3 separate regions of the Mus musculus genome follow, and all the other regions are linked to region 2. A link is a contact called in ENCODE Hi-C or POLR2A ChIA-PET data. All regions are on one chromosome and are shown on one strand. Each heading gives the region's core, a stretch centred on a gene start or an enhancer-like site at or near the end of the contact. The rest is flanking DNA. Distances are from core to core; before and after follow the strand shown.

The links. A loop is a pair of places that touch in the nucleus more often than their neighbours do. ChIA-PET counts read pairs that join two places held with the same protein, here RNA polymerase II (POLR2A).
Region 1: a loop to region 2 is called in a map of adrenal gland, with 2.4 times the contacts of the local background. The contact joins two enhancer-like sites. A Hi-C loop is called at or near these places in 8 of 37 maps with a recorded cell type or tissue (adrenal gland, gastrocnemius and heart).
Region 3: POLR2A ChIA-PET joins it to region 2 with 19 read pairs in Patski. The contact joins the promoter of Sash1 here to the enhancer-like site in region 2. A Hi-C loop is called at or near these places in 1 of 37 maps with a recorded cell type or tissue (heart). POLR2A ChIA-PET finds 5 or more read pairs at or near these places in 2 of 5 experiments (Patski and embryonic stem cell).

The regions. Positions count from the first base shown.
Region 1 is chr10:8,971,486-8,974,662 of GRCm38, reverse strand. No RefSeq gene overlaps it. Among named protein-coding and RNA genes, the nearest start is that of Gm51794, 36 kb to the left of the region's middle. Within about 2 kb of position 1,689, at least 2 of the 3 ENCODE cell types and tissues checked have a DNase peak (open chromatin) inside an H3K27ac peak, as active enhancers do; they include gastrocnemius, where a contact is called at or near this core.
Region 2 is chr10:8,747,624-8,751,147 of GRCm38, reverse strand. Sash1 (SAM and SH3 domain containing 1) reads left to right here. Exons shown (of 20, transcript NM_175155.4): 10 at 1-9. Among named protein-coding and RNA genes, the nearest start is that of Gm25410, 75 kb to the left of the region's middle. Within about 2 kb of position 1,375, at least 2 of the 3 ENCODE cell types and tissues checked have a DNase peak (open chromatin) inside an H3K27ac peak, as active enhancers do; they include gastrocnemius, where a contact is called at or near this core.
Region 3 is chr10:8,884,717-8,888,083 of GRCm38, reverse strand. Sash1 (SAM and SH3 domain containing 1) reads left to right here and starts at 2,014. Exons shown (of 20, transcript NM_175155.4): 1 at 2,014-2,360. The coding sequence starts at 2,226.

The DNA of each region.
Region 1 (3,177 bases), core at 440-2,939, 220 kb before region 2:
GCCAATCCTAAGCAAAAAGTGTAGGTTTCCTCTCTAGGGAGCCGTGAGAGTTAAAGAACTGGGTGTGTTGGCATTTCCTAAAGCAAATGGTAGCATCCCCAGTGTGGTCCTGCCAGGAGTATATTATCCCAAGACACTTTCACTGTAGCATAGCTTTCTAGGTCTTGCCAGAGGGAGTAGCAGTGAAAACTGGCTCTCTCACATGGATTCAGTCCAGTGTTCGTTCTGCCATGAGTTGGCAGCTTCTAGCTAGTGAGAAACAACCAGGTAGATAGTATTGAGGAACATTTCCTAAAGTTGTCCTCTGGCCTCCACATGAAATGAACACACACACACACACACACACACACACACACACACACACACACACACAGAGAGAGAGAGAGAAAGAGAGAGAGAGAGAGAGAGAGAGAGAGAGGTTTAAATGACATACCCCACACACACACACCAAAGTCTTGGGCATTTGAATACTCCGTCTCCAGTTGGTGGTGCTATTGGAGTAGGTTTAGGACCTATAGTCTTGTTGAAGGACATATGTCATTGTGGTTAGGCTTTGAGGTTTCAAGAGCCATGTGCTACTCCCACTAAGCTCTCTGCTTCTGATGCCTGCTGCTCAAGATGTGTGCTCTCAGCTTGCTCCTCCAGTTTCAATATTTGCCTGCCACACTTCCCACCTACCACAGTGATGGACAGTGATCTTTTGGAAACCCAAAGAAACCCTTCTTCTTGTGTAGCCTTAGACATGGTACATTACAGAAATAGAAAAGTGATGAATTCAACATGTATTCACAAACAGCCTCACACACACACACACACACACACACTCGTATACATACATACACAAGCACAGCCCATATACACACACACAAATGTTATTACTCTGAGTGCTTTTTTTATACTTCATCCTAATTGCAAAAACCAACCTTCATTAATACTTCTGCCCAGACAAGATACCTAGGGAGCATCTTGATATCCAGCACATACTTCCATGCCTTGAGTCTCACACGAGTGCTCATACACACCCCAGATAGGAGGCAACAGGTGTCGGCTCCTAACCAGTGCTCATGCACTGGCCCTCAGACTGCCTCTGCATGACCTAGTTTCTCAAGCAGTTGAGAATTTCAGAGTTGAACCAGAGAAATATCCTTCAAAGGTTCTAACAGAATTTCTGTGACTCAAAGCCAAGGTACCTTTATTGTGTGCATTTTTCAGTCTCTGAGGATGAACCAGGGTTTCACTGAAGGGGGGGAGCACTCCGACACACATAGCCAGAGCTGGCCGTGCTCCCCACACAGTATAACATAAGTTGACATTTGGCCCAAGATTGCACTGCAGCTTTGGTTATCTGGGTTATGTGAAGGGTAACGTCAACTCCTCCTTGTTTTCGTGGAATAATTGCTAATGAATATAATCATGTTCCAATGTCATCTGTTTCATTTGCAAGTTGGCAGGGACAGAAAAAAGGCAGCTTTCTTTAGAAACGATTAAAACATGGTATTGGGATGAGATCACCAGCTTACAATTAAGTCATTATTTTCCCCTTACATTAATAAATTTCAGTGATGGAACCCAGGATCTTGTAGCTGGCTCCCCAGCCAAAGAAGATCAAGTGTTCAGCATGTGGGCTGCCTTCCCTGAGTTTTCGGCATACTTTCCCACACCCGGGCTGTGGTGCCTGACAGGCTCCGTGCACTACATGCACTGTGTGGGGCCTCTGTGGACCAAGGCAGCTTGCAGCACTGGCCAACTCAGAACTGAAGGCTTTGCAACCCAGAAGAGGGGAAAGAGATTTTTTATTATTATTTAAACTCCCTAGTTGCCTTTATTGTCACCTGATCTGCTCTGAGCTAGTAAGTGAAAGAGACATTCTTTAAAGAGGAAGAAAAGCTAATAATTTTGTGCTGGAGGAGGTATCCTCCAGCTGAGGTCAGAAAAAGTTATCTGTTGCAAACTCCTAAGGCAGATTTCGTCTCCCACGTGACTCATTTTGTCTTCCTCGTCACTGTCTCTTTAGTTAGGTTTTTTTTATCTCTTTTTCTCTCTTACAAATGAAACATTTCAAAGCATCCAGAGACCTATTTGTGGTAAGCTCAAAAAAAAAAAAAAAAAAAAAAAAAAAAAAAAGAAAGTCTGTAAAATATTTAAAGCCTATCTCAGGGAAAGAAATATCCCCTGGAATTAGAGCCGTCAGATTCTGGGTTCTTTGAAATTCTATCGCTCTATTAAAGATTATTGCTATCTCTCTCTCTGGCCTTAAGACAGAAAAATAATCGGAAGAGCCCAGAAATGAGAACTGAGGCCTGTCATCCCACCCATCCCTTTAGCCATTTGTCAGACACTGAACAAATCATTTAACCTAGATGAAGAGCTGGATCATGTCCACAGGGAACCCTCTCACAGTCTGAGCACTTCCAAGCAAGCAGACATGGACAAGTACTGTGAGCACCAATTTATGAGGGTGGACTTCTAGAACTTTCCTAAACATACATGCTTTGAGATGAAAACATGCAGACAAATGGCATCTCCCCCTACTTCTAAAACTTGAAATTTATAGTCCCTTTGAGTTATGTCTGAGGAAGCTATGAGACTATGCCCATTGTAAAGTCTCAGGGTGCATATCTATATTCTGCATAAATATTTAAACAGAAAGTTTAGAATGCCTCTCAGTCACCATAGAGGCAATAAGCTATAGCACTGTACAGCTTCATAAAGGAGGCAAGCCTTGTGGTTCAGAGAGTGGAGTTCTGGGAGCCACAGAGCTGGGATTTACGTCTCTGGCCTTGAGATATTGATTTGGCCTCCCCGTGCTTCAGTTTCATCTGTACACAGGCTAAGTCCAGTACCTACCATTTACAACTGTTGTAAGGACTTCAGTAAATCAGTGGTTCTCAGGATGTGAATCATGACCCCTCTAACAAACTTCTATCTCCAAAAATATTTACATTTTGATTCACTACAGTAGCAAAATTGCAGTTACGAAGTAGCAAAAAAATGATTGGGGGGGGGTGGACACCACCACACAAGGAACTGTATTAAATAGTTGCAACATTAGGGAGGTTGAGAACCAGTGCACTAGATAATAATCGATTGGAAACAACTCTCTCTCCATTATCAGCACATAAGTAGTCAAATATGTATTTAGGTATGACTTTCATGAGCTGAGAATTTGGTTGAAGA
Region 2 (3,524 bases), core at 126-2,625:
AGTCACGGGGTAAGTACCGATGGTGTTTTCTTCTATGACAACCATCGGCGCAGGCACCACTTTCTGGTGTCCTTGGAGGAGGTTCAGAGTATCCGTAAGCAAATCCGCTTGAAGAAAACGGATACTAATTACTCCTGTTCCAGAACTTTTCTCTGCCAGCGTCCCTCCAGAAAAGGAGTAAATGGCAGCACCTGTGACCTGCTGCCACGGCCCAAGCCCAAGGGTGGCAGTGGCTGCGGCTTCGCTGGCAGGAGGGGCCGAGGGCGCACCTCAGTCAGCGAGTTCAATATCACCTACGTGGTGGAGCGGAGCCTCTACAGCCACCTGAACCTGACCCAGCTCGTGCGTCCTGCCTCGGACAGGACGCTGAGCAAGGTGGAGAAGCAGGACCTGAGGCGGTGCTTGCTGGAGGAGGATGAGGAGGCAAAGAGGAAGTGGGCTGCCACGGTGGACCGCTGTACTAAAAGGGTTCTCTTGAGAATCCACCAGAAGTCTGTGAGTCGCCAGGATGGTCATGAGGAAGGCCTTGTCATTTCCATGATGTGTAGTCAAGTGTTATGGCCTCTCTTCTCACAAAGCTGCCTTCCTTCAACTAACTCACCACTTCGGGGTCCATTCCTGTCACCCTCCGATTTCTCGCCCTTCATCTTTCTATAGCGGTGCATTTTTCTTATTTCTGTCTGCCCTCTGGCCAATGATATTCTTAACTGGAACTAAACCTTGAAGTTGATCTTCCAGGGTGCGGGGTAACTTCTAGAAGTGGCTGTCTTTATATCTGGCCATCTTGTCACTTGACCCCAAAGAAGCTGATTCGAATCAGAAGGACATTGAACCCTGGAAGAGATGCCTGCTTTTTTCCATTAATGAAAACAATAGGAATGAACTGATAGACAGTCTGCCATCACCATCCTTAAGTACATTTCTTTAATAGTAGAGCTAGCCAGAAAGTTCTTACATCTAAGAGAGGCCGGGGGGGGGGGGGGGGGGAGGAGGAGAATCACTTAAAGCCTTTTTATTTTAATTAAACCAGTTCAATATTTTTACTTTTTAAAATACAGGACTTGGCATGTAGTAATGCCCTCCACAGCTGCCACTCAGATTCTTGTGCACAGCAAAGAAAAGGGCTTACTTACACGATTGCTCGTTTCATGAATTTTTGTTTTTCAGTTTTCATATTGAAGGATCAGGGAAGCCTAGTTTAGCTTTTCCTTTCAGAGAGTGACTTAGTTTGAACTTGAAAGTATAGATATTCCCCCTGGATTCCCACCTAACTCCGAGTCTGCACAATGGCCCATGTAAAAGGGGACTGAGTGAGGCGGAGCTGGCAGTGCTGCGCTCTGGCACCTTGCTTAATCCTCCCGGGGCCGCTGGCGCAGAGCCCCTTTGAACGATCTGAAAGAACCTGTGGAGAAGAATGGGCTTCCAGGGTCCCTTTTCCCAGGGTTCCTGCACACTCATGAATAGGATGCTCTTGTCCAGAACTGTATAACTGTAATTTAAATTCAAGCAACTGAGTTCTGCTTTTGTGAAATCGAAGACGGATTGGCCACCGCCATCCTTCAAGTGACCTCCCCTGGTTCTCAGAGGATCTGTGGGTCTTTCCTCGCTTTCGGGTTTTGAAAATAATTCCCATGTGTGTTGACTTCCGTCCTAGATTTTACTTTCTGCCTTTTCCCATCCTTATGAGCCTTATAACACTTTTTTTTTTAATGCTACCGATCTGTTGAGAAAACTTTGTTTCTGTCTCTTTCTGTATCCTGGCAACAGTGTTTTGATTTTTCTGGTTTGTTTTGTTTTGTTTTGTTTTAATATCAGAATTTTCTTCGTCACCCATTCATTCAGTCTCTGGTGTGCTCTAACCTTCATATCTTTTATAAAACACTGGGCTTGGTGTCAGAGTTGAGCCAGGTTCATCATCTGCCAGCTGGCTTTCAAACATCAGCACCACTCAGTAACGATGGCATGGTGAGCTGGAGGCTTTTAAGATGCTAAGAGCTGAAGACAGTACTGGGCACTTTTAATACCCAAATTAGAAATCTGTGCATAGCCACTCTTGTGAATACAGTTGTATAATTAGAAAAAAAAATAATTTCCTCATTACTTGGATAACATAGGCTAAAGTCAATGTCTTAAGAGTAGAAAGTGATGGGCATTTTTGATTGGCTGTCTTATTTCTTACTGGGCTTGAACCCACAGCCTCATGCATGTTTAAGTAAGAGCTCTACCACTGGGCTACACTCTCTAACTTCTTTCTTCTCTCACGTAAAATGCTCCCTTCTGTTCCCGTTGTCTTTCTTCACTTTACCCTAAAGTGCACAGTTTGCTTTAATTTTCAAACTTGATCTTTTTTGTTCTTTAGAGATGCCATACTTGCTTGACCAAACCTCAGGGAAATGATAACGCTTTAAATTCAGTGGAAACAGTCACGTGTCTTGCTTTTAATTTTTATTCATTCAAGTTTTTTGGGTTTTGTTTGTTTGTTTGTTTTTTGGTTTTTGTTTTTTTTTGGTTTTTTGGTTTTTTTGTTTCGGAACACAGACTTGCATGACACCTTGGAATCTTGTCCCTTTGGAATTCAGTCTCACTCCCAACATGTTGTCAGTGCATGATCATCCCATTGGCTCGCTCTCCTCATCCTAAGCATCAGCCAGAGAACGATTTTATAATTATCTGTACAGCCATGAATGAACGAAAACAATAATTTTTCCTTGTGCTTCATTAATGTAGATCACCAGAGCTCAAAGATTTTTTTCATTGCTTTTTTAAATCCATTTTTCCTCTGGAAGGAGTCTGCTCCTTTAAGAGCTGGTGCTCGCGGGAGACATGAGAGCTTCCTCCACTCAATGCTCCAGGCTTTCTAGCCCTCTACTGAGCGATGGGAAGGAACCTGTCTCCGATATCTTAGCATACAACCTGGAAAGAGTCTAGCTGCTGCTTCTGAAAACTAGTCCGTTCTTCAAGCCCTTCACTGTGGCATATAAATGCATGCAGCAGACACACAAGAACCTCAACAGGCTTCTAATTTATTACAGTCATCGTTTCCACATACATTCCTTGTGCGTTATTTCATGCGCATCAGAGGAAAGCACGCTGGGCCCCAGTGTTACAGGAGATGTTGTCATTTAACGCATGGACGTGCAAAAGCCATACAGTGATCAGACATCTGGGCGCCACCCTGTGTCTGTGAAGCCCTGAGTCACAGGAAAGGAACTAGAGTAAAGTCCCTGCCTTTGCAAAACTGAGAACACGCATTTGGCACCACAAGCTATGAGGGCACCACGAGCTATGAGCGCAAGTTAATGTTGAAAGTTTGCCTTGAGGTGGGCCGTGATCTCCTTGCCCGGTTAGGTGAGCTGTATTGGTTTTCTATAGGGAAGTCTTTCTCGTTTTATGAACTGGACACAGCTGGTTGACTGTAAAGAGAGCAAGGCTAGCTGCTGGTATGTAGTATACAGTTGAGCGAACTCCCACTGGGAAGGGAATAAGTAAGTAGGATTAGTGAAAGCAGCACTGTCCTGTGAGGC
Region 3 (3,367 bases), core at 765-3,264, 140 kb before region 2:
TCCGACGACAGGATAAACCAATTCAAGACAAATTAAGTTCGAAAGGCAGGTTTATTGGGGGGCAGCTCTCAATCGGTTCACCAGTCCCAAGGAACAAGACCAGGGAAAGTCACCATGCAGAAAGGAAGAGGGTGGGGGGGGGGAGAAATTAAGAAAGAGGATGCAGAGAGAGAGAGAGAGAGAGAGAGAGAGAGAGAGAGAGAGAGAGAGAGTGAGTGTTGAGGGAGAAATAGACGGAGGGAGGGAAGGACGGAGGAAGGAGAGAAAACAAAATGTCTGATTATATAGGGAAGAGCCCCTGGGGGAGGGGAAGCCCAGGTCTGGTAGGCTAGGGCCAGGCAAAGGGGACTGAGGGATTCTGGAAAAATCTAGAGGCCAGGTCCACTTTGAAATGTTAAATGGGCACCTAGTTCACTCCTCCCAGCCCTGAATCCCAACATCTGGAACTGCATTAGCCCAGAGAAACTTCTGGCCTGGCTCCACTGATTCAGACTCTAGGGCTCTTCTTCAGTTACTACACTACACCACACACACACACACACACACACACACACACACACACACACACTACCCTCCCAACCAAAAAAGTTTGAGAAGGGGTGGTAAAATCTTGTGTGTGTACATTCACTTATACACATACCTGTGGACGGCAGAGTGATGTCAGGTGTCTTTCTCTACCATACACCACCTTATTTTTTGAGACATGATCAATCTCTCCATGAACCTGGAGCTTACCAGCTGTCTGGAATGGCAGCCACTAAAGCCACGAAAATCCCGATGTCTCTACTTCCCAGCCTTATAGGCCCATACTGCTATGCTAGGGTTTTACTTCTTTTTACGTTTTGACATTGTGGGTGAGAGCTATTCACCCATTACTTAGACTGCTGTTCTCAATGTATGAAAGCTGAGAAAGAGATGAAGACACTTCAGAAGTAATTGTTCTATCCGGGGGACCCTCACTTCATCCCCTCTCCACTCCACCTCCTTAATAAGGGGCAGATTCCGTGGGTTTCTTTAGTTTCACAAAGTGAGCAGCCACAAAATCAAATAGGATAGGCACTGTCATCTCTTAGAAAAAATTTTTTGATTGGTTTTTAAAAGGAGGAGGAGGGGGAGAAGAGGGAAAAAGGACCTCTTCAGGGATATTTCCCTCTGGCATTTTCACTTGATTAACATATCGAGGCCTGAACTGTGCATGGGCTTAGCGGCCATAAAATTAACTTTTATTTTGAACATACCCCTTGCCTGTTTCTTCCACGTAAAACAAAACAAAACAAAACAAAACAAAACAAAACAAAACAAAACAAAACAAAACACACCCTTACAGCTCAGAGAGGGTCTCATTTAAGTATCCGAAAACCCTAGAAGTGCACAGCACTGCGGCCACTCGGGAGCCGAAACGCCCGGACTTACGACCCAAACAATGGCTCGTGACCAGGCGAGCTTTGTCACACTTTGTTTTCCAAGAAGCCTGACAGACAGGACTGTAATTCCAGGGGTTGTCACCATACGGACTCCTCTTAAACTCGAACTCAGCGAGCGGCTTAAAGATTAACTTTCTGCAGTTTCAGTGGCGGAAGGCGCGGGTGAATGGCGCGATTGGGGACTTGTGCAGGGCCCCGGGCCCGTGGCGCGGTGGCGCTTTCAAAAGGCGATTTGTTGGCCAGGCTGAGGCTCATTTCCATGCAAAGCGCCTGACATCAGAGCACCTTTTGTTGCTAAACGCTTTCTTGAGCCTGGAGGGGAGGGAGTCATGTGGAGTTGGAAGAGCTCATTCTAAAGAGAGGGGTCCAGGACTAATTAGCCCGGGTCCACAGGCGTCACTGTCCCCTGCCCAGCCCTGCACAAACTCTCCAGTAGAGGCGAGTGGTGTGCCACCCGGAGCCGGTCCCCGAAGCAGGACGCAGCACCCGTGCGGTGTGGCTCTTGTCTCCCTGGTCCCGTGAACTCCCCGCCGCAGCCAGTGTTGTGGACTCTGCTCCAGCTACCCTGTTGCTGCGCGGGGCCGGGCTAGGAAAAGTTTCTGGAGTTGTCAATCGCGGTCGCCCGGGATCGAGGTGCCAGTCCTGGCAGTGGTGCTCGTACCCAGCGGAGCCTGGGGCATGCGACGCGGGGGCGCGGCCCGGTGACGCCGCGGGCGGGGAACTTGCGCCCCGTCGGCCGACGCGCTGCTGCGAGCGGTGGGCAGCGCGGGGACCCGGACGCGGACGCACGGGGACGCGGCCATGGAGGAGGACGCGGGAGCTGCTAGCCCGGCGCCGGAGCCTGAGCCGGAGGTGGATCCCGCCCGGGAGCTGGAGCCCGAGGCCGGTGTCTCCGAGTCAATCTCCCGCCTCTGGACCGACGTGATGGGCATCCTGGTGAGCTACCTGGGGAGGCAGGCGGGGGAAGCGGGGCTCACCCCTCGCCCACCTATTGGTCACCCTTCTTCTTTCCGCTGTATTCTCTATATAGGGGTTGAAACTGTAATTTAGAAAAACCAAACCAAACCAAACCAACCAAACAAAAAAAAAAAACCCCTACTTGTCGGGTCACATCAGAGACACCTCTTGAACAATCGACTGTAATTAGGGACACCTGCTTAGAAAAGTTGGCGTGGAAAAAGCCAGAAAGAGTAGATGTAAATACTACTTGTAAATATTTGGCGAGTGGACTCCTCATGGCCTCTCGGTATTGATGTTTATCCGCACAGGGCTTGTCCTGTGCCCATGAGAGGAAAACAACCGTTTCCTTGTGCAGAACTACCACGGTGTTTACTTGCTCTGCCCTCAGCTCTTCTAGTTTGTAGAATTACAGGATATTTGTTTTATATGTTTGGCGCTGAGAACAATAAGGCATATATTGCTGAATCTGTGCTGATAAGGGGTTTTGAACTGCCGGGCGTGGTGGCGCACGCCTTTAATTCCAGCACCTGGGTGGCAGAGGCAGTCGAATTTCTGAGTTCGAGGCCAGCCTGGTCTACAGAGTGAGTTCCAGGACAGCCAGGACTACACAGAGAAAATCTGTCTCGAAAACAAAACAAAACAATCCCCCAAAAACAAAAACAAAACAAAAACAACAACAAAAAAAACCCAAAATCAAAAACAAAACAAAACAAAACAAACAAACAAAAAAACCCAAAAACCAAAACCAACCAACCAACCAAACCCCCCCAAAAGAGGTTTTGAACTGGCCAGTGGTTAAAACTGCCTATGGATTTATCTTAGTTCTGGAAAGTAGTTCTACTGAGGATGAAATTTTACCTTGGATGGATAGGGTGTTAGCCGTGTCTCTGGTGTTAGCCGTGTCTCTTTAGGAACGATATAGTTTTCTTCATAGTGGTTAAGGTCTTGGGCTTTGGAGCGAGTTAGTCTGGTTCAAATCCCTG